2 separate regions of the Homo sapiens genome follow, and region 1 is linked to region 2. Evidence: chromatin loops called from intact Hi-C (ENCODE). Cell type or tissue: heart left ventricle. All regions are shown on one strand. Each heading gives the region's core, and the rest is flanking DNA. Links, peaks and the distances in the headings are about the cores only. Region 1 overlaps TSPAN9 (tetraspanin 9). Region 2 overlaps LOC105369617 (a long non-coding RNA gene).

Region 1 (16,530 bases), core at 7,130-11,129, 2.0 Mb before region 2:
AATGTCTTGTCTATAAGCCCCATAATTGAATATGACAATCCCATCTTTTGCTTCTCTCGCTCTTTTGTTTCTACCTCTGTTTGGCACTTTCCACACTCTACCCCATGGTAAGATATTTGTGTGTCTGTTTTAACCCCAGCATTGAAACACCCTGTATAGGGCAGGGACCATGGCTTTCTGTTCTCATTTTATGTCATTTCTCCTCCCTTCCACCCCGCTACACCTAGGATGGTGTTTCATAGACCTTTGCCACTCAACAAAGTCTGCTTAACTATAGCACCTGGGTCACACATCGTTGGTGCTGGGTCTTTTTCCCGGGTTACTGTTCTGCCTACAGCTTTTTGCCACTCAGAGGATTTTCCTGGGTTTCACATCCTGGAGTAGGAGGTATTTACGAGAGACAGATGTCAGCGTGTGGTGTTCCCAATCCATTGCGTATAATTTACATATCTCTGTGCAGCTAGCATCAGTGAGACCACACTACTAAGGTATTATGCTTGACTCCTGGCAGGAAGAATTGGAGCAGATAACACATCAGTGGTAATCCCTTGCTCTGCCCTGGAGGATACAGAAAACCTCTGGTGTGAGTTACTGCCTGTGGATATTAGAGACTCACCTGCTGTCATTAATGTAGAGGCTGGATTTCCCTCTCCAATTGATTAGGCAGCTCTCTCTGTTCTCTCCTCTTTGCAGGGAGGAGGCCACTCCTTCACCCCAGTTCCTGATCTGGAGGGTGGGGCAGGAGGGCCAGCAGGAGGGGACCCACTTAGAAGGCCAAGCTATAGAGGTCCTTTGGGATAGACCAGTGGTACTGAGGCTGGACCGTTCATTAGGTGCAAAGTCCCTGATGAGAGGAAAGGGAAGGAAGGAAACGGTGGCCTGCTCTGTATTTAGATGAGCTTTCTCTTTCCTAAGGTGCTTTCGTATGAGTTTTTGCTTTCTATTATCAAAACAGTCCTGGGAGGTGGTTTATCTCTGTTTTCAGACATAGGGTCTACAAAGCAGAAAAGAAGGTGATGCACAGCAGAAATGAAAGAGGAGTTTGCTTTACACTCTGTGGTACGTAGCATTGATCAGGGAGCCACCATGGCTGGCATGCAGTGGGCATTTGATATGTGTTTGTCCAATAAATGAATAGCAGGCACTCAACAAATCATCCTTGATTTGAAATAAAAGTTTTTCTGGATTTTGCTTCCAGCTCACTCTGGTCTTCTTTACTCTCTGGCTGTTTCTTCTCTTCCCTGTTGGGTTAGCTCCTCTCCCTGGCCCTTGCACTTGTCCCAGGCCTGCGAGGGGAGATTGACACCCAGAGGTTGCTGGATCGTGGTGATGCAGAGGCATCTTGCGGTGACTCCTGGGAGCCAGCAGTGTCGTGGTAGGTTGGCAAGTGCCGGCTGCAAAACCCTCCTCCTTTGCTGCAGGTGGATATTGCTACTTGATCACAGCACTGTTAACTCTGCAACCAGACTGAGCCTGCTGAGCCTTCTCGGTATAGCACTCCAGGTTGCTGCCACCAATGGGCCACAGTGGCATTTCGGATGGCAAGGAGGTCCTGTCTTGGGTAGAGTAAAGAGCATTAGGGTGAGGGTCAGAGGACCTAGCTCTGAATCCTGGCCTCTCCATTTCTGCTTTGTGACCTTGGGATAATCCCTGGACATTTCAGAGCCTTGAACGTGCGGGCTTCTCAGGTCCCTTCAAGCCCTGAAATTCTAGGATTCTGTGGTTCCTTTGGTTGGGAGGAAAGAGGCTCTCGTCTGGTGGCCTGGCCGTAGAGGGGTAGGATTAACCTCTGGGGTCAGCAAGCTTGCAGAGCTCAGGAAATGCCTCTCTGTGATCTGTATTTGGTCCAGAGACAGGTGGTGGAGCTAGAGGAGGGGAAGTTCACTCACAGCCCTAGGCTGGGGGAAGGGAGGCCTAACTCAGCTGCTGTTTTTCCTAATGGAATGAAGGTCTTTGGACCTGAGTCCTCAGTGCATCTAGATCTTAGCAAAGAAGCAGGAAGTACTGGCCACGAATCCCACTGCTCATCCTCTCTGTTGGTGGGGAAAATAGAGGGATTTCTTATTGCTAATTAATGGAGGTTTGCCAGGAATCAGGGTTCATTTGCTGATTTTTCAGTAAACTTTATGAAGTGTCAATTCCTTGGGCAGAATCTGCTCTTTGGACTTGGAGATGACCGCCAGGAAATCACTTCCTTTGAGACATACCCCATGCTGTCTTATTTCACGGGGGAGTCCAGAAGTATTTAAAATGTTAGTGAGTGAGTTCTGTTGCTGCCGCCGTACTGCAAGGCGAGGGTCACGGAGTGTTTCTCCCCATTGTACAGAAGGAGATACTGAGGCCCAGAGAGAGTTGCTCGCAAAGCTGTGGGTCTGCTGGCAGCTGGGAGGGAGGCGCCTCTGCTTGTAAGCTCTCAAGGCCGCGAGTGAGCTGTAGGCAGTCCGTCTGTGTCTTTGTGAGGCGCCCGTGAGATTAGCCACTGAGCAGAGGTTTAATTTATGATGGCGCCTAGTATTCTCGTCCTGCTGCCTCCTAGAATCTGCTGCATCATTGGAGTTGCCGAGCTCCCAGGGGTGTCTTAAGTCTCATAAGTAATCTGTGTCTCAGCCATGTTCGAGGCAGCCTCATGCAGGGGACGGGCCTCAAGGAGTGGCTCCGCACCGAGGCTCAGGCCAGGCTCAGATTTGCCCAGGTGTGGATGGAACTCGTCGGTCTAACAGGGCCATGGAGGGAAGTGGCCGAGGTGTGGGAATTATAGGCATCTGAGTCAATGTTACTCTCTAAACGCTCTCATTTGGTCACTAATGATACAGCAGATGTAATAGTTTGGCATTCATGACTCCTCTTGATGAAAATGGTTGAAATGAGGACCTAACATGGGAAAGACACAGAATTCTAACAATATTCAAGCAGTATTAAGTAATGTAAGCCTAATGTATATTGTAATATTTTTCATTAACTTTAATTTAATAGACATTTATATTTTAATTTGTGATGTGCTTAGTTCTTGCAAGCAGTAACGCTGCCTTTCTTTAAACAAACGTTCCATATTTTGCACTTTCCACTAATTTAGAAAGGATTTGTTATTACTGATTAATGAGGTTTTACTAAGAATAGGATGAAAGCATCATACTATCTAAAGCTGGAAGGTTCCTTAGAGATTATCTCATATTCTTCATTTTAGAGATGAAAAAAGACTAGTATTATACATATAGATGATCAGTGATTTATTTTACATGAACAGCTTTGTCCTTTTATATGAAAGGGCTACCGGGATGAATAAATGGACAGAAATGGAAAATGTTCTAACCTTCTGTTGAAGTATAACATATGTATGCAATGCAGCATTTGATGAATTTTTATAGAGAAGTGAACACATCTGTGGGACCAGCATCCAGATTGAGAAACAGAACATTACTAATACCTTGCACATCACCCCCATTCCCCTTTTGAGACTTTACTCCTGCTCAGGGGTAGCCACTAACCTGATCTCTAACAGCATAGATTAGTGTTTTGTTTTTTGTTTTTGTTTTTTTCTTCTTTGAGATGGAGTCTCGCTCTGTCACCGAGGCTGGAATGTGGTGGCGCGATCTCGGCTCACTGCAACCTCCACCTCCCAGGTTCAAGTGATTCTCCTGCCTCAGCCTCCTGACTAGCTGGGATTACAGGCATGCGCCACCACGCCCGGCTAATTTTTGTATTTTTAGTAGAGACGGGGTTTCACCATGTTGGCCAGGCTGGTCTCGGACTCCTGACCTCAGGTGATCCACCCTCTTTGGCATCCCAAAATGCTGGGATTACAGGTATGAGCCACCACGCCCGGCCCATAGACTAAGGCCTTTACGTAAATGGGATCATACAGCTTGCGTTCTTTTGTCTAGCTTCTATTTCTCAACATTAAAAAAAATAAGATTCATCCACGTAGCTGCAAGTGGCTGTAGTTCATTGATGATCTCTCACTAATGAGATATCTCACTGTGACTGTTGATTTCACTGATGGCCAGTGAAGATGAGCAGTAGGAATGGGATTTTGAACATAGATGGAGGTTTTTAGCTCTTCCATTAAGTTAGCTACTCTGTGCCAGCCAATGAGGACACAGAGAGACTACGACACATTTTAGGGATGATAGGTAAACATATAACTTGAGTGCAGTATTGATCAGCTTAGGAAAAAACTGTGAGCCCCTGGAGATTGGGCTTATCTCTTGTGTACTTTTGCACACCTTTCTTCTTAATGATTAGGATGGTGCTTGGTGTACAGGTGCTAATAAAACTAGTGGGAGGGTCAGCCCAAGGTTGGGCTGGAAGGGATGATGGTGATGGGCTGGGGTGGATGTGGAGTCATTAGCTCGTGATGAGCTGGATTTGGGGCATGCACAGCCCTCACAAATGTGGCTCCAAGTCCAGGCAACTGCTGCCTAAGTGCTGTGAGCATGGTCTCCCGCTTGGGATCGGGATGGCAGGGGCTAGGAGCTGCTGGGGGCCAGATGTGGCTGCTGACCTGGTGTGCAGGGGCCAGGGCTGACTGACTTTCCTCCGGGGGCTTTGGCTGGCATCAGTCTGGCTGGGGGTGGGGGAGCCTTAGACCACACCTGCAGAGTTCCCATCTGGGGCAATGTGCCTGTTTGCCTGGACCACCCTCCTGGGCCCATCCCACTGGCTCCTTTGGGAGCTCTGGGTCTTATTCTGCAGGGTCAGGTCATGGGCCTGTCCTCCTGGGAGGATTGGGGTCAGTTTGGTTTGCAGGCCTTTGTGGATAAAAGCATGTCCTGGGGTCCAGCGGACAAGCAGCAGCAGGAGATACCCTCCCATGTCACTCATTCTGTGCCACAGAAGCCCAGGCCGGGGGAGACCACACCACCGTTCCACCGTTTAGCTCAGTGCCCTGCAAGGCAGGAGTAGCACCGGTCATCCTTGGCAGAGAATCATTCGCTCTTTTCTCTATCATGGGAAAAATCTTCATCCCTCTACACTGTGCCAGCTCTTTCCAGATGCTTCAAACCTTTTTAGTTGCTAAGGTCTTCATAAAATCTCCCCTCTAGCGCTCGTCTTTTTGCTTCCTTCAATTCAAGACCCAGAGGGGAGCCAAAATCTGTGCCTTCGCAATATGTTCCGGGTGCTGTAGGGGTGCTGGGTGAACAAGAACTGGGCCTGTCTGCAGCTGCTCAGCGTCAAGCACACAGGACAGAATGAATTCAGGACAGAGTCTAAGAAGAGGCTGCAAGGGGTAAGAAGAGAGTGTCACAAGCTGGGAGGTGCCAGAGCTGGGGGGCGGTGGGGAGCTGACTTACTTTCTCTTTGCCCCCCTCTATTTCTATGTGTGAGTCATTGTCACTTGCTTGTGAAGTGCTGCATCCAATCTCTTTACGAATGGATGTCTCAAGAGCAGTTACAGGCATTGGGAAAAAATTGAGCTCTGGATGGAGAGGATTTGATAAATCTTAATTCTCTTCCCAGACCAGGTCCTGTCTCTCTGGGAAGCTGAGGCCACTCTCCGCCCCCTCTCTTTTCTGTGTCTCCACCATAAAGTACTCGTTGAGTAAATGAATGAATCAGATGCGCTGCCTCGATGGCCCCGCCTCCCTCCCGGCCAGTGTGGGCGTGCAGATGGATGAGCTCAGGTTTGGACGTGACTCAGAAGGAAGGTAGTGGGGAAATACAAGGTGGTGATCTCATGTGGCATTAAACGGAGCTGGGAACATGAAGTGTGTGTACGCTTCTCTTTTCGTCATTTCTCTCCTCATTCCAGACCCCCTGGCAACAGTCTGCCAGGATGAGACTATGGGGCAGCCAGAGGAGAGAAAACTGGCTCCATTTTCACCCGCCTGTGAGTTCTCAGGGACCATTCTATCTTCTGCACGTGGAGTGTGGGAGAGGGGCAGAGGCCGTCACTGCACAGCCCACCTTCAATGCTCTGTCTTCCTCCTTAGTCTGCAGAACGCACCCAACTCTGTTTCGGGTGGGTGTGGGCAGGTTGACCTCAGGGCTGGGGGAAGGTTTGATTGGCTTTGGCATTCTCTGAGAGAGGAGTGGAAGAAGCCCCTGCTTTAGAAGTCAGGGCAGAGAGAGGGAGTTCATGTGATCTGGTGGAAAGACCTTTGGCTTAGAAAGGAGAAGCTCTGATTTCTAATTCTGGTTTGGATATTAGTTTGGTGTCCTGGGAAAAGTCCTTTATCCCCTAGATCTCAGCTTCTCCACCTGTCAAATGGGCAACACGTGTACCTGCCCTCCCTACCGCCCAGAGTGGCCATAAGGACCACATGAGTTAATGGTATGACAGCCTGGGAAAAGTGAAAAATGCTGATAAAAGTAATGTGATCCATTATTAATAACAAACCCTGTGAACACTCAGCACCCTAGGCATCAGTCTGGATGTGGGAATCACAGCTAGAAAAGGCCTAGATCCCTGCCTGGGCATTTGGGAAAGGCTTCCATGCCTGTGAGCTTGTTGGAGGAGTGGGAACCATGCGAGTGAGTTTGGAAGACTTATCAAGGAGGCAGTTTTGAATGACATTTGAAGGCAGGAAGAAGATCGTATCAGGTGTCAGGGTGGGCAGGGTGGCTTCCTGGAGCCTGGGGGAGGTGGAGGGTACAGAGAAGCTTAGAGGTGTATGCAGCTCCCTGAGTGGGACTCAAGCCATCCACTTGAACCCAACCATGGGGCACCTTCTCTCCTCATTTTTGCTAGGCAGCATGGGGAAGGAAAGAGCCCTGATGGAGGAGTCAGAATGTCTTGGGGTGGGGGTGGGGGCATCCTGAATCTCATCTCTGCTACTTTCTGGCTGCCGTGACCTTGAGCAAGTCCCTTTACTTCTCTCTGTTCCACGTCCTTCATCTGGGAATAATAATACCTGTCTCACTGGGTTGCTGTGAGGATTGAGTGAGGCAAACAGCCTGTAAATAGAGGGTGCTCAATAAATGTCACTTACATCTGAATTTCTCTCCCATCCATCTCGTTTATGGTGTTTACAGGGAATATTCTGCACTGATCCCTGCCAGGGCTCAGTATTTTCCTTCCTTTTCCATGGAGACAGATTTTGCAGTTACTCCAGTTTTATACCTATAGCCCAAACTCCTGCGTTGGACACACCAATCTACGGCTAGCTTGCTCCAGATAGCATGTAGCATAGGATTCCACATGTAATATACATCTGTGGGAAGAAACTCAGACTCCAAAGGCAAACCTTATAATTAAAAGACTTTTAGAAGCAGAGATTTTGTTTTTCTGTTCCTCCTTGTCAAAATTACATTGTTGGAAACAAAATCTGATCTGGTGGATGTGCGTGGCGTAGATAAGAGATCACTGAGTCAGTTCTGTGTGGGGGGGTCGTGATGGGGGAGCAGATGGCCCTGGTCATGCATGTGGCTTCTCCTGGCCACAGAGCACCTTATCTGTAGAATGAGATGGCTGCAGAGATCAGGCCTACCCAGCTGAAAACACTGCAGGAGAGTTGGGGAGGATGGCAGGAGGTAGAGCGGAAGGACCTGCACAGCTGTGGCACCTGTGGGGCTGCTGGCTGAGGCTTCGAGGTCCACCATCACCTCGTTTTCTGCCGGGCAGGGACTCCTGGGTTGGCGCTCTCTAAAGCCGCTTCTGTTTCTAAAGTTCTTTGACTCATTTCTTAAGCATTGCATCTGCGTCTCCACTTGGATGACTAATAGACGTCCTAATGTACTGAAAAGCACACTCGTTGCCTCCCCACTCCTGTGTTCCTTTGTAGATCAACCAGGATTCTTCCTCCTTTTGCTGCTTCTGTGGCTATAGCCCTGATCCAGCCACCGTTCGTCACCTCGTGCTTGGATTATGGGAACAGTTTCCCAGCACATCTCCCTGCTGCTGCCCTGTCCCGACGCGCGCCGAGACCTTCTGACTTTTCTGTTTAAAGCAGCTGCCCCTGCCCAGTCCTATCTTCCTTATCCCTCTTTATTTTTCTACGTAGCATATGATATATATATTCTTTTTTCTTTATTTGTCACCCTCATGTCCTCAAATTGGAATGCAAGCTATAGGAGGGCTTGTTTGTTTTTCCTCCTGGTTTTGTGCACTGCCGTAAACCCAGTAACTAGATCACATGACTAATCCGTAATCCACAGAAACTGTTTGCTATCAGTCTGCAAATGATTGCCCACTCTCTTCTCATGTTTTCCATAATGCCAGCCCCAACCTTGAGGATCCCTTAACCCTGGATGTCCTGATAGCCCCTGCTGTCCCCTCTCTCATTCATCAGACCCACCTATCCTTCCTGTGTTGTTAGTTACCCATCCCTGTGTGTCCCTGTGAATAGATCTGATAGATAAGATAATCGAGTACTTGGTCTTATACTTCTAACCCCCTTTACCCAGCACAGACCTAGTATGTAATAGAAAATGCCCAGTAAATTCAGCATTCATTCATTTACTGCCAAATTTCTTGATGAACTGCTATTGACAGATGATTAAAATTCAATCCCAGAAATATTCTGGGCCTTTGAAAGGTGTGTCCTACTGGCCTGAAGAAGGGGCTGTGACCAGATGGTGGTTCTGCACTCGTAGGTAGGGTGTGGTCCTTGTTTGCAGTGAATCTCTGGGAGCGTGGCAGTTTCTTCCGTGTGTCACGTTCTCCCTGTGTCTGCATCCAGAGTGGCCGCAGTCCCCAGGGGATGAAGGGTGCACCTATTTCTTTAAATTTCCATGGAGGGTCGAAACTGCTCCTTGAGATTTTAAAATACGCTTCATGGTCCCCACGGTGTCAGGTAGCTAGTTTATGGGTCCCATCCTGGTTGTGATAACTCAGGCTGAGCTGGATGATAAACGAAAGTGGGACAGAGCTGCAGGATAAATATTGCTACAGGGCATCTCCAGCGGCACAAATCACAGGGAAAATATCTCCCAGGCTTTTCATTTCTCCTCTTCCTCCCTGGCCCTCTGGTAGCAGCCAGCAAAGCAGGATCCATCCGTCACCCTTCCCCCGCCCCCACCCCAGCCTCAGCTCTCAGCGCACTGCTGGGGAGCGAGGGATGCAGATTGGTCCTGGTGCAGGCGGCCCTCTCTGTCTTGCGGCCCTCTGCCTCCCCGCCCAGCTCTGGAGGCAGCCCCGGGGAGCCGGCATGGTCAGGGTCATGCTGTTTTCAGTTGTGGACGAGTGCTTAGCTTTGCAGACCTGATTCTTTATCTCTAAAACGAGAGAGATTAATAACTGGTGGTTCTTAGTCTGGCGCGAGCGGGTGCTCGTGTCACTCACCGGGGGAACTTAAACGCCGCTTGCTGAGTCCCACCCTAGCGCATAGAATCATAACCGCGGGGGTCTGGTCTGGGGTGTTTTCACTGACGTTTGGTTGGCCCTGCCAGCGGTGCTCACGAGGCCCACTCCTGGCCAAGAGCCACTCCTGGTACAAGTGAGGACTGAGATGGGCGATGGGGTGGGCGGTGCGATGGGCCAGTTCGTTGACCAGCTCTTGTACTAGATCCATCAGCAATGTCGCTTAGCGAGGCTTTCTTCAGCTTTGGAGGCATGCTGGCTTCGTAATCAGCGTCACCCTGTAGGTGTTGATTGAGCCTGCAGGGAATACCAAGCACGTAGGCATGGAAAGGTAACTAACCGCACGCGGCAGGCGAGTCTATTAAACAGAGAGGCTGGTCCCAGCGCAGGTTGTTACCACCGCTGGGCCCTCCCACCACCTGACCTTGAAGCGCACTCAGAGGTTTCTCTCACTCCACGCCCGGGTTCTGCTGACTGTGCCTCTGCCTTGTCTCTGGATGCCACTTTCCCAGTTCAGGTGCTCAAGGCGTCTTACCTGAACATTACCACAGCTTCCTGACAAGTCTCTCCAAGCTGTCCTTTGCTGTCCTGCAAAGTGGCTGTGCCCACTGACCTGGTCGGCTGTGCCTGGTTGGCTGTGCCTGGCATGTGGAGGGTGCTCACTGTGCCCGGGTGGATGAGTTCAGTGGTTCCCTGTCTTCCCGAGGAAAGCCCAGAGTCTGTGTGGCTGCAGCCCTGCCCGTGGCCCTCACGAGCTGTATGACCACCCGCTAGACTCTTCTTGTGCTTTCTTGATTCTGCCACGTCCTTGCCGTCCGCTGGGTCTCGCCTGTGCTATTTGCTCTCCCTGCAATGCCCTTTCTCTTCCCTCTGCCAGGCAGACTGTACTCACCCGCTGGGCGTAGCACAGGTACTCCCATGGGACACCTCCTCATCTATGCCCATACTGGCATTGTAGCACTTACCACATGCTTGTGCTGTTGAAAGAGTTTGTTTTTGTGTATTTTTTTATTTTTAGAGATGAGGGCCAGGCTGGAGTGCGGTTGCATGATCATGGCTCACTGTAGCCTTGACCTCCTAGGCTCAAGTGATCCTCCAACCTCAGCCTTCCAAGTACTTAGAACTACAGGTGGACACCACCATGCCTGGCTAATTTTTAAGTTTTTGTAGAGATGGGGGTCTTGCTATATTGCCCCTGGTCTTGACCTCCTGGTCTCAAGTGATCCTGTTCCTCGGCCTCCCAAGTTGCTGGGGGATTACAGGTGTTAGCCACTGTGCCTGGCTCTGCCGTTTGTTTAAAGATCTCTCTCTCTCCTTTCTGTCTTCCTCCCTCCCTCCCTCCTCCTCCTTAAATTATAAGCTGCTTGAAAACAGGAACCAGCTGAGTTGAGCCCATCTACCAAGTGAAATGCCCAGCAGATCTCTGCCTGATAAATGTTTGTTGAATGACTACAGCGTGGTGTTAAGGATGTGGACCAGGAAGGGATGTTTGTATTTGTTGTGTTCTGACCTTGCTAGATGACCCTGAATAAATTCATTTATCCTCCAAAACTTCGTTCTCCCTCATTTGTTTGTTTGTTTTTGAGGCAGGATCTTACTCTGTTGCCCAAGCTGGAGTGCAGTGGCACGATCACTGCAGCCTTGAACTGCTGAGCTCAAGCGATCCTCCTGCCTCAGCCTCCTGAGTACCTGGGGCTACAGGCACATGCCACCATACCTGGCTAGTTTTTTAGTTTTTGTACAGACAGAGTCTTACTATGTTGCCCAGGCTAGTCTCAAACTCCTGGCCTCAAGCGATCCTCCCACCTAAGCCTTCCAAAGTGCTGGGGTTACAGGCTTGAGCCACTGCATCTGGCCATTTCCCTCATTTGTAAGGAGAGTTTACAGCTGATGATTTCTAGATTTCCTTCCAATTCTAACATTCTGGGATTCTGTGTGTTAGAAAATGAAGAGAGGTTTGTGTGTTCATTTCCAGGAGCCTGTGTGTTCTGCTGTGTTTGGGGCCAGGGGCTTCTTCTTGTAACAGGCCCAGCACACCTGGCCTTCAGCTGTGGCTTTTTTAAATTTTATTTTTATTTATTTTTATTTTTTGAGACGGAGTCTCACTCTGTCGCCCAGGCTGGAGGGCAGTGGCGCGATCTCCGCTCACTGCAAGCTCCGCCTCCCGGGTTCGCGCCATTCTCCTGCCTCAGCCTCCCGAGTAGCTGGGACTACAGGCGCCCACCACCGCGCCCGGCTAATTTTTTGTATTTTTAGTAGAGACGGGGTTTCACCGTGTTAGCCAGGATGGTCTCGATCTCCTGACCTCGTGATCCTCCCGCCTCGGCCTCCCAAAGTGCTGGGATTACAGGCGTGAGCCACCGCACCCGGCCTCAGCTGTGGTTTTAATTGACATGATTAATACCTGAGGAGCTCCTGATTTGGTAGTGTGAGAAGGCCGCCCGGACCTTACACCCCCTGCCCTGCCTGTCTTCTTTTCTTCCTTATTTTCTGAGGAGGTGGCCAGGTGAACTGGTGAGGCTTTTGTCCGCAGCTCTGCGCCTTGTGTGATATGAAGTGTTGCGGACACAACCCTGAGTGCTGTGCACACGACCCCTGCAGGGCGAGGCTGGGGGCATCATTTGGGATGAATGTGCTGTCCTGCAGGACCTAGGAGCAGGGGCAGCATCTCACCTGGGGTGAGACCTGGCAAGCAGGAGTGCGCTAAGCCTGCAACCAGAACTGGGAGGGAGAAGTGGCACGAGAGCGGTCAGTCTTCCTCGGCCTTGACCTTGAGGACATCAGGGTGTCTGGGCTCCTGGAGGTGGGAGTGAGACAGAGAGGCAGAGAAGGAGGTGGAGGTCAGCGCCCGGCAGGGGCCTGCCAAGCTGTGGCAGCCCCTGTGAGCTGCAGTGGCACGGGCTGCCTTGCAGGAGGTGTGAGATAGAGAGCTGCAGACACCAGGAAGGTCAGAAGCGTGGCCAAGGGAAAGCCAGGCACCTCGTCCTTCCCATCTCTCTGGGTTCATTTCCTTTGGTACTTGTAGAATAACTTTGAAAGACCCAGCCTCTCTCGCTGTGCTCACGGGAGCCCAGAGCAAGAGCTGCACTTCCCAGCTTGTCTGGAGGCCTCTAAGTGAGCAGGCCCCAGGGTCGCGGGAGGGAGTGCATCTAGCCCAGATTTCTTTCGCTGTTGCAGTAAGTACCTGGCCTTTCTGGTGTCTTGTTTCCAGGCCTCAGTTTCTCCTTCTGTGCTACCCTGCCCCACCTCCGTGGCTGGGTGTGGGACCGGCATCGCACCACTGCAGCCGAGTTGCTTTATAAATAGAAAGATACTTAACACCGACCCTGGAATCAAACAGGGAGGTGGCTCTGGGGAGCAGAGTTTTAAAAATGAGCATTGATTTCTGGGAATCGGCACACTGCATATTAAACAGACCCACATTGGCTCCCAGGGCACTGCTCAGCCCTGCCTGTATGCCTTTCTCCTTCCCAGTACAAGCCCTGCCCATCCAAGCTCTCAGAGGGTCTGAAGAGCCACGGGAATGAGATTCGTCCCAGCCCTCACCTCTGTGGGTGCTCCCTACCTGAAGTGGCTCTCACGCGCTTCTGTTCCCTGGCTTGTTCATCCATTTGTCCCCTGCTGTGAGCCAGGGACGGTGCTAGGTTCTGGGATTGAAAGATGAACAACAATCACCCCAGTGCCCCTTCTCCTCTTGTCTCAGCATCGAGCCTTACGGAGCAGTGTGCAGAGTGAGAGTCTGAATGGGGGGAGCCCAGCGATTGGAGAAGAGAAGGTCCAATTTTGCCTGGGCTGGGGAAGGAAGAGCCTTCATGGAGAAAACTGAGCGTCCAAGAGAGGGGCATGTGCTCTGCACAGGGAACAGAATGTGCGAAGGCATGAGGAACCACGCGGCTGTGTGCAAGCAGCTGGCATATACCAGGCACCTCATGGCTGCTAGTTAAGTGTGGGCTGGGGATTGTCACATCCGTGTGCTGCCTGCCACCTTCTTTTAGCCTCCTGTGGTAATGAAGGACATTCCGTCCACATCTGTTGATTGATTAAGATATTTTTGTCTCTTGGTCCAATCACAATTTAAAAGTTAGCTGTGAAAGAAGACTAAATAGTTTAAGAACATAGCTGCTGCTGAGACTTCCTTCCTTTTCCTTTGGTGGCTCAGACTCTATTCTGGGCCCTCGTCTCAGCGAAGAAAGTATCTGTCCTACATTAGGGAAAATCCCAAGAAAAACCGAAAGCAGCTCTCCCATCTTTACATCATCTGCCTCCACACCTGGCTGAGAATCGTGCACCTTTCAGGCCCTCCTGAGTTGCCTGGTCTTTCCTTGATTACCCACCAGAGCCCGTCTTTAAATATTCCATGAAAATTGGGGCCACTGAAGTGTGTCAGCTGCGAGTGAAATGCACAGAGCCGAGTATTAGGAAGGTGCCCCGCATTAGCGGGAAGAGTACCATGGACAGCAGGGCAAAACGAGGAGTGGCTGGGAGGCCAGTTAGGAGTCCATGAGCAAGAGGTGGCCGGGGGAGTGGGGAGGTGGTGGGACCCCCAGGAGATGCGCCACACTCTTGCCAGCATTGAGTAGCCTTGTTTAAATAAAAAAAAAAATTTAAGCTGATAGGTATTTTGTCACTTAAAAAAATGTTTTTTTGAGATAGAGTCTCGCTCTGTTGCCCAGGCCGGACTGCAGTGGTGCGATCTCGGCTCACTGCCAGCTCCACCTCCTGGGTTCACACCATTCTCCTGCCTCAGCCTCCCAAGTAGCTGGGACTACAGGTGCCTGCCACCATGCCCAGCTAATTCTGTGTATTTTTAGTAGAGACGGGGTTTCACTGTGTTAGCCAGGCTGGTCTCGATCTCCTGACCTTGTGATCTGTCCGCCTCGGCCTCCCCAAGTGCTGGGATTACAGGCGTGAGCCACTGTGCTCGGCCAAGAAAATTTTTTTGAGATGGAGTCTCGCTCTGTTGCCCAGGCTGGAGCACAGTGGCTCAATCTTGGCTCACTGCACTCTCCGCCTCCTGGTTTCAAGAGATTCTCCTGCCTCAGCCTCCCAACTAGCTGGGATTACAGGTGACTGCCACCATGCCCAGCTAGTTTTTGTATTTTTAGTAGAGATGGGGTTTTGCCATGTTGGCCAAGCTGTCCTTGAACTTCTGACCTCAGGTGATTTGCCTGCCTCAGCCTCCCAAAGTACTGGGATTACAGGTGTGAGCAACCGCACCCAGCCTTAACCTGCTAGGTAAACAGTGATGGCTTGGTTGTTTTAATTTGGATTTCCATGATTTGTAATATTCCCAAGTTTACAACCAGGAAACAAAGAAGTGAAATTCCTAATCACAGAATGATTCAGTCAGAGCCCTCTTACTCAAGAAGGACAGGCGGGTGACGGCCAGTGTCCTCGTCCGCCAGGGTGTGAGGTCCTGTCGGCTGTGTCTGGGCCGTGTCTTGCCCGCCGATGGGTCTCTGGGCAGATGGTTAGCCCCTGGCCCTCAGTCGTGCAGGTTTCTGTTCTGCAGGTGGCATGGTGTCATGGGCACACAGGGCAGTGGTGTTTTCCTGTGGTGGTATTGATCAGGGATGGGTAGTGCTGGCCTTTCCCCGCTGTATGCTTTTGTATCTGCCATTCTTATCTTTTTTTATGAACTTTCCTCACCGTCTCCGCTACCCACGTATCCACTCCCCATACAGTGCTTAGCATAACAGCTGTGCTTTGTTTTTTCCCTCCATTTGCATTTCTGTCTTCAGCTGTGGCCGGTGACCCATGGAGATGAAGGGGTTTCTTTTTCTTTTTTTTTTTTTGAGACAGAGTTGTTTCGCTCTTGTTGCCCAGGCTGGAGTGCAGTGGCGTGCTCTCATTTCACTGCAACCCCTGCTTCCTGGGTTCAAGCGATTCTCCTGCCTTAGCCTCCCGAGTAGCTGGAATTACAGGCATGCACTACCACGCCTGGCTAACTTTTGTATTTTTAGTAGAGATGTGTTTTCACCGTGTTGGCCAGGCTGGTCTTGAACTCCTGACCTAAGGTGATCTGCCCGCCTTGGCCTCCCAAAGTGCTGGGATTATAGGCGTGAGCCACTGCGCCCTGCCAGATGAAGGGGTTTCTGATGCTCGTGCTTATCCCGGTGCCTGACGCTTAGTAGGCACTCCATAAACATCTCTTCTTCCCTTTCCTGAGAGTTTAGTTGCAGTTTTCACAAAATGTCAACGAGACGGGTGGTGTAGAACATTAACACTTAGAATGTGGTGTGTCTGGGTGGGGGTACAGGTGGGCCTCTGGTCGCGCTCACTTGCCCTTGGCTGTGTGGTTTGAGGGTGGGCTTAGCTGTGGGTCAGGCAGGTTAGCTTTCTGGGCATTCTGTGCATCTGCTGTGGGGGATCTGATGGACAATGGTGGAGACACCCTGTGGCTCGCGCCCATCCCCCTTGGTCCCCATCACATGTGGGGATCTGGTTGCTTATTCTCTGATGTGGTTTCTCCTGGGAGGGCGGAGGAATGAGAGTTATTCTGTAGCTTTTTCTGAAGAGGAATGTGTGATTTGAACAATGCTGGGCCCAGGATGCCCTGGATTCCTCTGTCAATGTTGGCATTAGACAGGAACTATCAGGAGCTGGAAATAGGCTGCGGGGCCCGGCCGAGAGGGCTCATTGTTTGTGGCAACCCCACACTCATCATCCTGCCTCATCCTGGAACCATGGATGCCGCAGACAGGAAGGCACCTCCCAAAGTCATCTAGGAAGGAAGGGACCATGCTGGGTGCATTACACACCCCGACACTCACCCCACTCTGACTCCAGGTGGGGTGGGGTTCAACCGGCCCAGGGTGGTAGCTAGCACCTGCTTCAGTCACCTGTTCCCGTCTTTAACAGCTCTGTCTTCTGCAGGCTTCCTGTTGCATTTTAAGCCCATTCCTCTCATTCTGCCCTAAGTGAAACAAGAGAGGAAGCCACTGTCCCCCTGCTTGGAGCCTTCAGATGCGTGAGGGCGTGATGTTTTCCTTCTGTTTTGGAGAACCAGCAGGAGGTGGTGTCTACTCTAGACATGTGAGGCAGACAGCTGAGTAGAATTTGTAACGGGTAAGATATTGGCTTGGTTTACAATTGGTTTTCTCTAATTTAATAGGTTAGGAAGGTATAGTTGTATTCTGAGCTAACATCATGCATTTTTTTAAACCAACATTGATTTGTTTCAGCAATCAAGTGATGAATCCATGAATAAAGAGTCCACATTACATATTGTCCATTCCAGATTTGGGGCACGATTCTCCCCATTTTGCAGGCGAGCATGTTAAATCCAGATT
Region 2 (16,530 bases), core at 5,627-9,626:
CTATTATTAAAATTCATAGCAACACTATAGTGTAGGGATTATTATTTTTTATATAGGCAAGGAAATTGAAACTCAGAAAAGTTAGATAGTTTGCCCAAGTTACACAATTTTGAGTGATAGACCTAGATTTTAATCCAAATCTACCTGGCTTAAGAGCCTATGCTCATTTCACTGCACCGTAGTTGAAACCTATCTCACTTTGTCATGCTGCATTTGTGTGTGTGCACATGTGTATGTGCCTCTGTCTCCCCTCTTCTGAGTCTCCAATGTCTATGATACAACTCTGTCTTTCTTTGCGTACCCATAGCTTAGCTCCCACTTATAAGTGAGAACATGTGGTATTTGGTTTTCCATTCCTGAGTTACTTTACTTGGGATAGTGATCTCCAGTTCCATCCAAGTTGCTGCAAAAGACATTATTTCGTTCTTTTTTAAGGCTGAGTAATATTCCATGTATATGTGTTTATATACATATGACACGTTTTCTTTATCTACTTATTGGTTGAGGATGAAAAACACTTTAAAAGGAAGGGTAAATCACACATATAAATTGTATTCAATTCCTTTGGTTAGAACTCATTTCCCCATGCACCTCTAGGTGCCCAGCCAAGTCCTTACAACATCAATTGTTCTTTTCCTAACTCCTCCTGATAACACCAAACTATCTTTCCCAGGAACTTGTACTCAACTAACTTGCTGATGGTATTGACCTACTAAACTTGAATTTCCTTGAGAACAGAATGGTTGTTGTATCACCACATTATTGGTCACGGGCAGGCACTAAATTCCTTCTGAAGATTTCGTAGAAACCAATCTGTTTTTTTGTTTTTTTTTTTACATTCTGACTAATTTATGTCTATGTCCTATCTCAGGACCAGGTCCTCTGTCTTTTTCATCCTTATATCTACTTTGTGCCTCAGATACTACCCTGAAGGCCAGAGGAGTGCAATACATACTTCATAGCTCCTGTTTTTTAAAAGGCAGGAACAGCTGGGTGCAGTGGCTCATGTCTGTAATCCCAGCTACTCAGGAGGCTGAGGCAGGAGGATTTCTTGAGTCAAGGAGGCTGAGGCTGCAGTGAGCCCTGATTGTGCTACTGCACTCCAGTCTGGATGACAAAGGAAGAACTTGCCTTGAAAGAAAAGAAAGAAAAGAAAAGGCAGCAACGTTTTCCCCACACTCTCCTCTTAACCGTAAAGGAAATTCTCTGGAATTTCTTCAAAGATTACTTTCTACCCTTCTTCAGAAATACAGAGTCCTGACTCTGGAGATGGGGCTCGTGTCTGCACCTCAAATCCATCAGATCCAGACACTTCATATTAGCCTTACCTTGTATGGTCTTATTCAGCGGAGGCATGTGTGCCACTGGATTGCTGAAAGTGGCCCAAATGGGCACTGAGGCCGGACCCATCAATGAGCAAAGTCTTCAGGAATTTTTTTCAGCTGTCATGTCAAAAATATTTTTCATGGGCCTAAAACCAGGATTCTCACACTATTTCTCTATCTGGTCTGTTCTAAGTGAGTCTTCTCTGGATTATGCATTTCTGATGCGTGTTCCTGGGGCTGTGCTGTCCTGTCCATGCACGGGTCTGTCCCCAGGGCAAGGTTCACACTCATCTTTCATGTGGCGGCCAGGGGGAACCTGCGAATGAAGGACTTGATGTGTTATTGTGTGCCAACCCCTCTAAACTTAGGCTCTACTTAATCACTCCAAGGCATGGCTGTTTGCCATTTCTCTGACAGTTCTCATTTGTTAAAGAAAAACAAAGTCATGCTGGGGGCGGGGGGTCCTACTTGGGGAACAGCACCCTCCTGAGGGGCTGCCAGACCCCATCTCTCCCTTGTTCAGGCCATCAGAGAAAGGAGGATGGGTTTCCTGGTGTAGTTGGACATTTCTAGGATTTTTTAACCTGCATCACTGCAGGGGAAAAGACAAAGAAGAGAGATGCAGAAAGGGCCCACTTGTAAATCAGCTTCTCAGTGGTGGGCTCAGGCCTCCATAGCCAATAAGCCCTATAAGCAGCTATGACTACCAGGGAGCAAAGACTTCTGGGCTACTGCTGATTCATTACAGCAGATTACATCAAGCTGAGAAAGGTGAAAAGGGGAGAATTCAGAGGAAGCAAGACAGAGGAGGCCAAGGAAAAGAGACAGACACAGCAGCCCTGGAGAGCAGGAGGGAGCAGGCAGAGAACAGGGCAGCAGGCACTTGTCTTGGGGAGGCCTCCCTGGATGGAGGCCCAGGGCCTTGGTGAGGGTGGCTGGCTCACATTCACAATGGATTTCAGAGCTTTCAAGTTATTTCCCTGCCACTTTGAAATACCACCTTCCCAATGATCCAGCTCATACATCAGAATGTGTTTGTGATGTAAAGTGGCATAAGTATGTACTTGCTGACCCAATTCCTGAATTTTTGCAGGATAATTAAGTAGCATTTTCACCGGGAGTGTAGTCAAATATGATTTGTACTGGAGGTCCTTATTCTGCCAGGTGCGTGCAGAGAGTAAAATGCTGTGGAAATAACATTTATTTAACAGGTACCTACCCCATGTCTATGTATTTCTACCAATAAGGAAACAAGGGACCAAAGAGGTAAAGTCTCTTGACCACAGGTCCCTTCCTCCCTCCCTCCCTCTTTCACAGAAAGAGCTCTCTGGAACCATCTTGAGCCACCCTGTGAATCTTGCCATGTCCATAAACATGCATACATACACACAGACTTTCTCATCCTTATTCTCACAAATATACTTTTAGTGAAGATTATTTTAGAACATGGTATGATACAGTAATGATCCAAACAATGGCCTGACTGTCCTACTTGAATTGCTTGTATAATATAGTACGGCATTGGTGTCAACTGATATAGATTTAGATTTATACATTGAAATTAATATTATAAGAATGGTAAAGATGCAGGATTTTTTGCTCCTTAGCTCAGCTAATCTAGGTTTTTGTCTCATGAACAGGAAGAATGAGGGATGCGGACACAATGAAGGGTGAGGAGGATAGAATTTATTAAGTGAAAAGAAAGTTCTCAGTAAAGACAGGGGGTCGTACAAGCAAGTTTCCACCCCCTCCCCAAAATGAATACCAGGGCCACCACACACGAGCTGAAGAGGCCAGGCTCTTCCCCTGCATAAGGCGTGGATTTCCGGTGGCTCCACCCCATTCCCCCAGTGCATGTGGGCTTCCAGTCCACTGTGGGCATGCCCAGGCAAGAATCTGTGCAGGTTCCCTACGTGCACAAAACATCTAGTGTAAACACTTTTGGGGGTGGGATGGAGATTCTTTGAGGACCCTTCCCTATCTGCCTAGGCCTTTCTCTGCTTCCTGCCTCTAGGAGTAATAATACTAGTGAGAATACAAACTATGCTTGTTCAAACACTACTTTGTTATGTTATGACACAGTCATCCCACTTAATCCTTACAACACTCTATGAAGAGGTATTTTTATCCTATTTTGTAAATAAGGAAACTGAAACTTACCGTGGTTAAGTAACAGGCTTAGGGCTACCCAACTGGGAAGTGTAGAATCGGGATTCAAACTCTGGTTTTCCAGACTACTCAGCCCTAGTTCTTCAACCCTATTCTAGTCTCATTGCTTTTCCTCAAGTTTCATCTGAATCCAGCTCTGCTTAACTAAATTGATGCTTGCATTTCCTTCTTAGGTCCCTAAATAGAAGTCCCTTGAATGCATTCCTGGAGCCTTTTCTGCCAGTGCTCTTTCCAGCAGGTGTCAGGATACCATTTTCCTTCTACCCTCCTCTTGAGGCCCTTGGCCAGCTCCCTGGACATCCCAGCTGACTCAGGACTCATGCCTCTCACTGGCACTGCCCACTGTGCCTCTTCTCTGCTCCTGAGTCTGGCCTTTCTAGAAAACTTTCAGTACTTTTGTTGTTGTTGCTGTTTGTTTGCTTGCTAGACTGCTCTTTTGCCTTCTGATCTGAGAAAGGCAGTTGGACTGTAGGGAGACTCCCTGGGCTGGGCAGTGGATCCCACACGCTCCCTCCATTCCCCACAGGGTTGAGTGGTTGCATTTTCTTTGTGTCTCCTCACTCTTCTGGTATATATTATTAGCTTATTTCTGTTTTCCCTTTTTTAAACTTTTAAAACAAATTCCAATCATCCAACTAAAACTTTTAGATAACTTTTACTCCTAAAGCTTAGGTCAAGCTTCTTTTTAAATGTCATTTGAACACTAAGCATATTTTGAACTTTACAAAATAGGACTTTTTTTCTTGTTTAATTAAATATTTCAGCATAAAATGTTTTGAAGTTTAGAAAGGTTTAGAGAATAGTTATAAATACCTTTTAATATTTTTATAGTTTTATACTTTTTACCACCCAGCATTACAAAATCTTAAAACTTAGCCATATTTTTTTGAGTTTTTTGTTTTAAAGAGAGAAAGCATTAACTCTTAATTCTGAAAATTGGTCTTTAAAAGGGAATAATCAAGTGTGCTACCCGACTTCCTGTTGTGAACTATATTTCAGGATAACTAAATAGCCCTTGTAGATGAAGAAAAATTTTTTAAGTGAAGAATTCAGTGTAATGCAATCTAACTTGACAAGTACCATTGTATATGCACAAATGAAGTCATCACTGCAGGCAACGATCATCAATGGATGAAACTATTAAATGAAAGGTTGTCAGGGACCATTGCAGTGGAGGAATGAGGCTGCCCCCATCTTTATCCATCTTCACCAATTTTGCCATTACTAAAACATAGTGTGCCTGCCAATATGGCACAATGGAAGTACACAGCATAACTTAGGAAGTGCTCTTGCAAAAAAAAAAAAAAAACATTAAATCTGAATTTAACCAAATCTCACACATTGTTTCTGTGGGGAACATAGAAGGAGAAGAAACAAGTTAAATGGCAGCAGGAGAAAGCAAACAGAGAAATCCAGAATGGGAGGCAGTCCAGAGGACAGCTTGATCCATCTTTCATAACAAGGAAAATACGGAAAAAGTGTGTGTTAGGGAGTTCCAGGGTGATAAGGGAGAATGGAGTCCTGCTCTCCGTTTGAAGCAATTTAAGAGACATTAAAACAAAACTTAACCTGTGTGCCTTGCTTGGATCCTGATTTGTACAAGCTAGTGTCAAAAGATATTTTTGAGGCAATTGTGGAAATTTAATACGAATTATATATTTTAGGTGATAACAAAAGTTATAAATAATTCTGTTAGATTGGATAACATTATGGTTGTATAAGAAAATGTCCATTTTAGAGATGACTACTGAATTAAAACCTTTACTTTAAAACATTTGCAATAAAATGTCACAGATACATTTGAGTTCCCTGAGTAAATGCTTTTCTGATCTGATTTTTCTACTTCCCCCACCAAAAATGTTTACTACCTGAACTTCAAGTTTAGTACTTCCGCCCACATTTGTTTCTACTACGTTATGTGTATGTATCCTCACGTGATATACAGTATTAGTTTTCATAGCTTTAAACCTTCTGTATTAGGCTGTTCTTGCACTGCTATAAGGAAATATCTGAGAGCGGGTAATTTATTAAAAAAGAGGTTTAATTGGTTCATGGTCCTGCAGGCTGTACAGGAAGCACAGTGCATCTGCTTCTGGCCACAGGAAGCTTCCAATCATGGAAGAAGGTAAAGGAGGAGCAGGCACATCACATGGCAAAAGCAGGAGCAAGAAAGACAGGGTATAAAAAGGAAGTCCCACACACTTTTCTTTTTTTTTTTTTTTCTTGAGACCGAGTCTCACTCCGTTTCTGGGCTGGAGTGCAGTGGCGCCATCTCGGCTCACTGCAACCTCCGCCTCCTGGGTTCAAGCGATTCTCTTGCCTCAGCCTCTAGAGTAGCTGGGACTACATGCACGTGCCACCACGCCCTGTTAATTTTTGTATTTTTAGTAGAGACGGGGTTTCACCATGTTGACCAGGATGGTCTCGATCTCTTGACCTTGTGATCCACCTGCCTCAGCCTCCCAAAGTGTTGGGATTATAGGCATGAGCCACCGCTCCCACCCACCACACACTTTTAAGTTACCGCATCTCATGAAAACTCACTGATTATCACAAGAACGGCACCAAGGGGATGGTGCCAAACCATTCACGAGAAATCCACATCATCCGTAATCCAATCACCTCCACATCATCCGTAATCCGATCACCTCCACATCATCCGTAATCCGATCACCTCCACATCATCCGTAATCCGATCACCTCCACATCATCCGTAATCCGATCACCTCCACATCATCCGTAATCCGATCACCTCCACATCATCGGTAATCCGATCACCTCCGCATCATCCGTAATCCGATCACCTCCACATCATCCGTAATCCGATCACCTCCACATCATCCGTAATCCGATCACCTCCACATCATCCGTAATCCGATCACCTCCACATCATCCGTAATCCGATCACCTCCACATCATCCGTAATCCGATCACCTCCACATCATCCGTAATCCAATCACCTCCCATCAGGCCCCAGCTGCAACACTGGGGATTGCAATTTAACTTGACATTTGGGCAGAGACAAATATGCAAACAATATCACCTTCCTCAAACAGCATGCTATAACATGTATGCTTGCATAATAAATATTTAAAATATAAGATTACCCACTTTGGGAGGCCGAGGCGGGTGGATCACGCAGTCAGGAGATCGAGACCATCCTGGCTAACACGGTGAAAACCCGTCTCTACTAAAAATGCAAAAAATTAGCTGGGCGCGGTGGCGGGCGCCTGTGATCCCAGCTACTCGGGAGGCTGAGGCAGGAGAATGGCGTGAACCCGGGAGGCGGAGCTTGCAGTGAGCGGAGATCGCGCCACTGCAGTCCAGCCTGGGCGACAGAGCGAGACTCCCTCTCAAAAAAAAAAAAAAAAAAAAAAAAAAGGATTACCTTTATGAGATTTATTCATTCTGCTATATAGATCTAATCATTTATTTCACTACTTTCTGCTCTAAGAATGTTTCCCAGTTTCTTTATTGATTCAGCTGTTAACTGATATCTGGGCTGTTTTTAAGTTAACACTTTTACTAGCAATCCTGCAATAAACATTCTGCATTTGCTAGACTCCTCCTAGAAGTAGATTTGTTGAGTTGAAAGGTAAGTATACTTTTCCTTTTACCAGAAATAAAAAATTACCCTCCTGAGGTATTGTAAGAATGTCTACACCCAACACATCTTATGAGTTTATATGAATCTTCCCATGTTTGCCAACACTTGGAGTTATCAAGTATTAATAGAATGACTTTTAATCACAGTTATTTGGAGATTTTCTCATATAGAGACTCAGGCTTTTAAATGCAGTTACCCAAAAGAAAGCATGTTGAAGAGTGAAAGAGCAATACATAATAAAATCAATAATACATAATACATAAACAATACATGATAATACATAAGCAATACATAATAAAATAAAACAAATACACAATCAAAGCCTACACATATTCCAAATTCCCTGGGTCATGGCATGAACGTGCTGCAGAGTCATTCTAATCTCAGCACCTTTCCCATTTCTTAGCCTACACTGAACATCCTGAAATCAGGCAGCAATCAAGATTTAAACCAACCCCCTAAGGAGAGAGCACTGGTAATCTACAAAGGAAGACTAGAGGTCAGGAAAGACCAGATGGAATTAATACTGTGTGTCAAGAGCAAGAGCAAACCTCCTCAGCTTGTAAATTCTCTACGGGTCTCTCATCGTAGTTGTGGAGCTTGGTTGAGTGAAAGGCTGGGTGAGAAGCAAATGCAAATGTAACGAATACATTCATGGGCATGATGAATAGCCAAACCCAAGCTACTCTGACTTTGGAATGGTAGACTCACTTTATAGATCAACAGAAGCAATGAACAGTGAAGAGTAATTATTTTGCAAGAAATTATTATTAATTTCCATTATTTTAGATGTACACGCAGTATTAAGAATAACACAAGTACCCACAACTGAAATTAAGAAACAAAGAATTATGATTATGGTTGAAAACACCCATAATGCTCTTATCTTGAACTTGAAGTTTATAACGCCCATGCAAGTCATTTGAATTTCATTGATAGGTTTGTGCCCCGACTGCACATAAGATAGGGATTTACATGCTGTAAAATGACCTTCTATGGTGTGAATCATTCTACAATTGTTTTTTCCTTGAACAATATATTGTTTTTCCTTGAACAATGTATTTTTCAGAATCATATTTTATATATGTAATTCTAGCTCATTCATTTTTGCTGCTGTCTAGAATTTTATGTGAATACACCACAGTTTCTGCATTTACCTGTTAAAGTGCATTTAGATCATTCCATTTCCTGCTATTGTGTTGCTATACATGTTTTCTGTGCACGTGTGCCAACATTTCTCTAGGGTGTATACCTAGAAGTACACTTTCTGTGTCGTAGGGGTGACGATCTTCAACTTTGCCAAATTGCTTCCTAAATTCATTGTCCAGTGTGCACCCTGCAGAGTATCTGACTGTATTGTTCCACATCTTAGTCAGCACTCGGTGGTGACATATTTAAGCTTTTTCCTTCAATGTGATGGGTGTAACATGGTTTTATCAATGTGTTTTAAATTCATTCTTTCTAATTGTTGGCAGAGATTCAAGCTGCTTCTTTGGATTCCTTGTTCATATCTCTTGCCCATTATTTTTTCTATGGGATTGTTTTGTTGTGAGTATATATATGTGAGTGTGTCTGAACATTTGTGTAATCTGTAGGAACTCCTTATAATTGTGGGAAATTTATACAAATTTTATTCAGCCCAAAAATTGTTTTAATTTATCCCAAAGCCACGGTAGCCTATTATACTACTCCATCTTCTTCTCCCTGTCCAACATGAAAGAAAACAGAAAGGCATTTCAAAACAGGTCCTGAAGCAGCCTGCCCTCCCCAAAGTTCTAATGCTTTCCTTGACCTCTGTAGTAACAAATAGGGAGAAATTGCCAGAACTCAGACATATGTATTCTTAATAGTTTTATTGGGACATAATTGACATACGATATGTTTCAAATCCAAGAAAACAATTTGAGAATTTTTGACATATATATACACTGACGAAACTAACATCACAATCAAGATAATGAACCTGGCCAGGTGCAGTGGCTCACACCTGTAATCTCACCACTTTGGGAGGCTGAGGCAGGAGGATCACTTGAGCCCAGGAGTTCAAGGCTGCAGTGAGCTAGGACTATGCTTAAAATTTTCTCACTCCCTTCTCCAGGCAATCACAGATCTGCTTCCGGCCACTATCAATTTGTTTTTGTTTTATTGAATGTAGAATTACACAGTATTTTATTGAATGTAGAATTAAACAGTATGCACTCTTTTGTCTTGTTTCTTTCACTCAGCAAAATTACTTTGTAACTCATCTGTGTCTTTAAGTGTATCACTAGTTCATTCCTTTTCATTGCTGAGTAGTATTCCATTATATGGATATTCTACAGTTTATCAATTTGTCTGTTGCTGGTCATTCAGAATGTCTCCAGTTTGGGAGTATTAAAAATAAAGCTGCTAAAAATATTCATGTACAGTCTCTGTATGGAGACTGATCTATCTATCTGTCTACCCACCTACCTATTCATATATATGTATACACACACACACACACACACAGAGGCACACACACAGACACATGTATATATGTACATTCCTTTTTCTTGAGTAAATATTTTGGAGTGAAATGGCTATATCATATGGTAGTGTATGTTCAAGTTTTTTTTTTTTAAGTGCTAAAAGATTCTCCAAAGTGATTATACCATTTTGCATTCCCATCTCCTGTGTATGGTATGAGAGTGCTGTATTTCCACAGTCTCACCAATGTTACCTGTGGTAGTTCTTTCTTTTTTTTTTTTTCTTTTTTTGAGACGGAGTCTCCCTCTATCGCCTAGGCTGGAGTGCAGTGGCATGATCTTGGCTCACTGCAAGCTCCACCTCCCGGGTTCACGCCATTCTCCTGCCTCAGCTTCCCAAGTAGCTGGGACTACAGGCGCCCGCCACTAGCCCGGCTAATTTTTTGTATTTTTAGTAGAGACGGGGTTTCACCTTGTTAGCCAGGATGGTCTCTATTTCCTGACCTCGTGATCCGCCTGCCTTGGCCTCCCAAAGTGCTGGGATTACAGGCGTGAGCCACCGCACCCGGCCCGTTCTTTCTTAATTTTGCCATTCCAGTGGGTATGTAGTGGCATATTATTGCGGTTTTCATTTGATTTGCATTTGCCTGATGGCTAATGATATTGAGCAGCTTTTCATGTGTTTATATTCCATCCATAGATCTCCTCTGGTGAAGTATGTGTTCACATATTTTTTTCCACTTATTATTAGGTTGTTTGTTTTCTTATTATTGAGTTTTGAGAGTACTTCATAATATTCTGAATTCAAGTCCTTTATAAGATATGTGTTTGACAAATATTTTCCCCCAACCTGTAACTGTCTCTTCATTTTCTTAATATTGTCTTTTGAAGAAATTTAATTCATCCATTTGTTCTTTTGTGAATCCTGCTTTTGATATCATATCTAAGGAATCTTTGCCCAGCTCAAGATCACAAAGGTTTTCTCTTATGTTTTCTTCCAGAATTTTTATAGTTTTAAATTTTACACTTAGTTATGGCATGCTTCCTGAATTAATTTTTGTTTATGATGTATGGTATGGATTGACGTTAATTTTATTTTTGCTTTGGATATCCAATTGTTTCTGCACCATTTGTTGAAGAGACGATACTTTCTCCAGTGAATTGTCTTTGCACCTTTGTTGCAAATCAGTTGCTTGCCTATGTGTGGGTCTATCTCCGGACTTTCTGCTCTGTTCCACTGATCTATTTGCTTATCTTTACACCATTATGACACTCTCTTGATTATGGCTGCTTAATAGAAAATAAGACTTGAAATCAGGTAGTGTGAGAAGATGCTTCCCATGACTTCACATAGATTTGAGATCTCAGCATAACTCCCATAGTATAAATATGACATTTCCTCATGATACACAAGGGTAAATGAAGATAGAGGGGCAGGTCAGCTGAAGTAGAAGCAACAGTCAACGACCATGAGGGCAGCCTGGAATCTTTTTGCTGACCAATCTCCCCTTTGGCTAGCATTGAACAACCAGTTCCAAATCCTTGCTCTCTCTGAGGAGCTGACTGCCACCCTTCAGTCAACACATTCCTAATTACACTTCAGCCATCTAGTTGCAACGGCTTTCCAGGCTGCCTTCCTGAATCATCCTGGTAGCCTTGAGTATCCCCTAACGTCTGTCCACATTTCTAGGTTGTCTTTGGGTTTCCTTAGCTTAGGGATAATGGTCTTTCGTTTTGATGTTTCTTCTTAATTTCATTCTTAAAGCTCCAGGGATGCCCACATGTCACTCCCAAATCTGAACACAAGATAATGTTAGAATGTCTAATCAGTTACTGAGGATCAGTAACTTTTATTTTAGATGTTCCACAAAGTGATAAGGTTTCAACAGTCCTTAGACATTTTAGTTCCTGGGGGAACCACACTAGCATCTCATATGCTCACTTAAGAGCAGAGCATCTAAGACTGGAACATCAATTAGTCATTTATTAGTGATGTTTGAGCACCTGCTGTACGCCATGCCTTAAGCTTGTGCTATGAGAATGAAGAAATTGATACAATGTAGTCTCTGTTCTCAAGATGCTTCAAATCTAATATATTCCACACCTTCATGGCCCAAGGCCACTTAAAGATTCTAGCTATGGATCAATATAATCTAGATTTCAGAGCCCAAATCTATAATTTCTCCTCTGGTAAGATTGTTGCCATCACTGGGAAGGAGTAGGAGGCATTTTCTGTGTCAAGTCAGGCATTCTAATTCAAGAATAGTAGGATTTGGTTGACAAAGACAAGCTCAGAAAAAGAATAAAGCACCTGGACAGGACCAGATGGCGGAAGCAGAGGCCAAGCCCTTGAAGGAGTCACATAAGGTCAGTGAACATTTATCAGAAAAGAACAGAGACAGAATAGGGAGTAAATGGATGAAGACTTGTCTTTACCTCTTGACTGGGGAAGGTGTATGTGCGGGAGAGAGTGGGTGAAACTGAATTTGAGCCTCAAGGTTAAAAGTTCAGTTGGTATTACCTTTCCCACTGGGAGGGCTCACTGAGGCAGGGAGAGTCCAGACATGTCCCAAAGGAATGAAATGAATCATTGTGCAGTTGCCTATCTTCTATGATAAATGTAGGTTTTGCACACCTCATTAAGAATATTTCACAAAAGGTAGAGACACAAGGTCCCTGCCAAATAAAGCAGTTCTTTAAAAGCCATTGCCCAGCCAAGGTGCATCATGAGGGTAGACTGGAGATTGAAAGGGGATGTCTCTGGTCCTGGACTGGGAAGGGGAAGGTGCGGTGTTCCATGCTCCAGGACAATGGAAGAGCCTTCCGACCACACTCTGGTTGGGGGTGCTGGGGAGTTAGGAGATGGCATCAGGCTTCCATAACGATGGAGACCTGGAAATTTATCTGCAGCCGGGAGAAGCTATCCAAGGCACAGAGCAAGGGGAGTGGGCTAACCTAACTGCAGTGGAGATTTGGGAGTTGCCTAGGTCCCAAAGGGAAACAAATGCTGCCGGGAGGCCAATAGGAAGGAGTGGGACGGGTGGGAGTAGGGTGGCCTCACCTGTGGGCTCCATGGCTTGTAGCCAAGGTGGTGTGATTGCCAGGGCCCGGGAAGACCTCCTGCCTGAAATAGTATTTTCCACCCCTCAACTATAGCCTAATATTCTTTTAAAGTGGGGCACAGACTTCACTTCATAATTAGAACTAAGGCTTATAATCAAAGTATCCCTAGGAGAGCTGAGTTCACTGGATGTTTTCTTAAGAGTAGTGTTGGAGGAAAGCACAGTTATACAATTCTGATGGAAGAGGGAAAAATGCACAGGAAAAGGGGATGGGGGTCTGGGAGGCAGATTCCAGGGTTCTCAGTGGCCAGCCTGATGTCATGACAGTTAAGGCTGCCAGATTTGGCCAAACAAACACCAGGATGCTCAGTTCGATTTATCTGAAATTGAAACTTAATGGGGGACCTGTTTTTTATCTGTCAACCCCAGGCCAGTGGGACGTTCACTGTCATTCCCCTACTGAACCCCTCCACAATGCTTGCCTTGTGGATTCCCTGAGCCCTCACTTGGGTATGTGAGGACAGCTGGGAAGAGGCTGCAGAATGGAGGCAACAGAACCACAATACATAGGGAAGAAGATACCTCACTGAGACTTAGAAATGTAAACTTCTTAAGGACCCACACTCTTGTCATTTTTCTCTGCATTCTAAGTACCTTGCATAATGCCTAGTACAAAGCAGGTTGCTTGATACAGGTATGTTGAAATTCTTTTTAAGAGGCAATAATTAGTAGTAACAGTCACAAACATGTACATAATGCATATTCCACCTGGGCTCTCTTCTTTTTTTTTTTTTTTTTTTTTAACTTTTGTTTTAAGATCCAGGGTACATGTGCAGATTTGTTAAACGTCTGCCATGTAAACATCTGCCATGGAGGTTTGCTGCACAGATCAACCCATCATCCAGGAATTAAGCCCAGCATCCATTAGCTATTCTTCCTGGTGCTCTCCCTCCCTTCGCCCTCTGCACTACCCCCAGCCCGCCAACAAGCTGTGTGTGTTGTTCCCCCCATGTGTCCATGTGTTTAAAATAGTTTCTTCTAATTCTGTAAACAATATCAATGACAGTTTAATGGGAATCTATAAATTACTTTGGGCAGTATGGCCATTTTTACTATATTGATTCTTCCTATCCATGAGCATGGAATGTTTTCCCATTTGTTTGTGTCCTCTCTGATTTCTTTAATCAAGGTTTGTATTTCTCCTTGAAGAGGTCCTTCGCTTCCCTTGTTAGCTGTATTCTTAGGTGTTTTATTCTCTTTGTAGAAATTGTGAATGGGAGTTGATTTATGGTTTGGCTCTCTGCTTGCAACCAGGCTGTCTTCTAAGTGCTTTAGTGAAAAGCTGAGATGACGCCTCTGAACGACGTCGTACAAGAGACCTAGAAAGGACTTGTGCTAGTAGAAGAAGGAACTCTTGATATTGCTTTTTACTTAAGTGGGTTCCCTAATTATTAGTGTGTAATCCTTCTTCTTAGGAGTGGGTAGGCTATCCATGCCTCATGCTAGTCTTCCATTCAACTCCTCCTCCTCCAAAAACCAAAAGCACAGACAAAGTCAGTTACATTATAGATTCTCCCCTACCTTCCCTCTGCAGCTGTTCCCACCTCCAGACTTCCCCGACACCCAACGCCCCACTCAGCAGACCCACCCCACCATCCAGAGTGCAAACCCATTACACTGAGTGCAGAGCCACCCATTGTTAAGGGAGGAAATCATTTTTGAAATAAGTTCGTAATGCTTTTCCTAAATATAGATGATATGGGGTTCCAGAGGAATTGGATTATTCAGGTTCTTCTTGCCTTCCTTCACACAGAGAGTGCCCCAAGCTTGGCTGTGTTCTCATAGAAACAGGCAAACAGAGAAGGCAAAGGATTCAATAATGAACCATGAGCATCTCTAGCCTGGCATGTACTGGCTTTAGATTTGCCAAACAGAACACTTGGAAAGCCTGGCTCCACTACATCTATCAAAGTTGGGCCAGGGAAGCCCCCAGACAATTTGAAGGTTGGAGAAAGTAGGTTTGGTACAACTGCTGCTACTTTTCTTTTTTTCACACGATTTGGTTTTTTAGACAGAATCTCAAATGGCCCTCTTCACCCCGCCACCGTCATCCCACCCCCACCCGACTGTAATCTCCATGTGGAGAGAAGTGGCCACACATGGTTCCGATTCATTTGCGTTTAACTCATCAAAATATTGTTTAGTCAAAATCCCTCTCTGTCCAAGGAGTCTTTTATGAGCTGACGGGATAAGCCTGGCTTAAGTCTGTTGTTGTAATTGGGGAGTTCTGTTTTTTTTTTTTCTTTTCTTTGAACTGAGGAGCTGCTAGTTCCAAGCCAGCCCTAACCCAAAGCAGGCTGGAAAAGCTGTATTTGTTATTTACTTGCTGGATTGGTTCTTTAATTCTGGAATCCAGTCAGCTCCGGCACATGCCCTAGTTGGTGAAAAGTATTCTCTAAGTTGTTTTCAAGGCATCATTCTGGTCCAGTCAGCAAGACTGTGAATCCACGAGCTCTTCCTGCAAGGGTTACCTAGACTCTTGTTTCTGCTTCACTTTTGCTGATGCTATCCTAGACCAGGCCAGGGTCTTTCCTCCCTGTGGAACTCAATGGATTCCTGACCCACGTTGTTCCTCTCCTGTAGAATTCACTGGCTTCTGGACATACACAAATCCTCATGCTGCAGAGTAAGCTTCCTATGCCCTTGCTCTGACCATGCCACTGTCCTTCACATACCCCACGTGGCACTTCTTAAACAGGCATGCATCTATGATTGAGGAATACATGGTTGAGTCCCAGGGACTGAGCAAAGTCAGAGACAAACATGGAACATTTCCCTGAAAACATCAACCTACTCAAAAATCGAGGAGAGTGCTGCTGTCTTATCTTTCAAAGCCCTACAGAAATATGGAGTTGACTACAAAATTATAAATTCTGAAAATAAAACACGTGTCTTCAGGGAAATTTTAAGCTTGACACTACTTTGGAGTAAATCCCTAGGTCCCCAGGAGTGATCTATTTATTGCCTGCCACCATTAGTGTATGTGGGTAAAAGTTTGAGAAGGCCTGGAGTAGAGTAGCCCAAGCCCTCAATTTGTCTTTCAAGGCCCAGTGCCTTCCTTCCCCCAAACCCTGTCCGATCTGTCACCTACATGTACCTTATTCTCTAGATAAATGGGGCAATTCATCATTCTCCAACACACTCCCCCCTTAGACATTTGTTTTTTTATAACCAGAATGCCTTTAAATTTCCCTGTCTTTGCCCAACTGAAATCCAGATCTAATGCCAGATCCATTTTTCTTTCCATTATAAATGCATTATTTTTGTACTTCAAAGTCCTAGTCATGGTGCTAGGATTTCAAGGAATACTGCTGGAGAGATGGTTGATTGAACACAATTCCTGAGCCCTTGAGCTATACAGAAAGCAATAGAACATTTCTCTGCTTAGAAAGCAGGAAACCAGGACAGGATGGTGCTAAGTGGAGACTGTAAAGCACTTTCTTAGCACTACTTTTTTCTTCAACTTCAATAGGTACAAAGTTTTGTTTCTAGAGTGAGGAAGCAAAGATTGGGGTGTGGACAGGGACTAAAAGGAGGGGCACAGCTCTTTCTAGATGGAGCTCATGATGCAAAAACTAGGGAGAAAGATGGATGAAATGAACTGCAAATTGGAAATTTGCAAACATGTTTATTTCCTCCAACACAAAATATATTTTTTAAATTTGGGAATTTCAAATAAAAATCTGGAATTCATGATACTGTTGGAAAACCATATTGACTGGGGCATCTGCCTGGCCTCCCTGCCTGTCTCAGAGCCATCTGGAGATACGGCACGAACTCTGTTACGCTGCGGTTCCCACCACTGCTCCACATAGGCAGACACAGTGGCCTCCCATGTGTGCATTTTGATTTGCTGCTGG

What was found. Hi-C counts contacts between places; a loop is a spot of excess contacts. Peaks named below come from ENCODE experiments on the same cell type or tissue, not always from the same donor. Only the 100,000 strongest peaks of a DNase experiment are listed, where the experiment ranks them.
Region 1: a loop joins it to region 2, with 21 times the contacts of the local background. A loop is called at or near these places in 6 of 110 quality-filtered maps.

Annotation. Positions count from the first base shown.
Region 1 is chr12:3,163,272-3,179,801 of GRCh38, forward strand. The region is part of intron 2 of TSPAN9 (tetraspanin 9); the gene reads left to right. Among named protein-coding and RNA genes, the nearest start is that of TSPAN9-IT1, 22 kb to the left of the region's middle. RefSeq lists enhancers at 5,221-5,804, 5,805-6,387, 8,565-9,323, 9,324-10,081. In heart left ventricle, for the core only: no CTCF peak of the experiment used is centred there; DNase peaks (open chromatin) are centred at 9,423 and 9,921.
Region 2 is chr12:5,136,982-5,153,511 of GRCh38, forward strand. The region is part of intron 1 of LOC105369617 (a long non-coding RNA gene); the gene reads left to right. Among named protein-coding and RNA genes, the nearest start is that of LINC02443, 98 kb to the right of the region's middle. RefSeq lists an enhancer at 2,595-3,794. In heart left ventricle, for the core only: no CTCF peak of the experiment used is centred there; no DNase peak of the experiment used is centred there.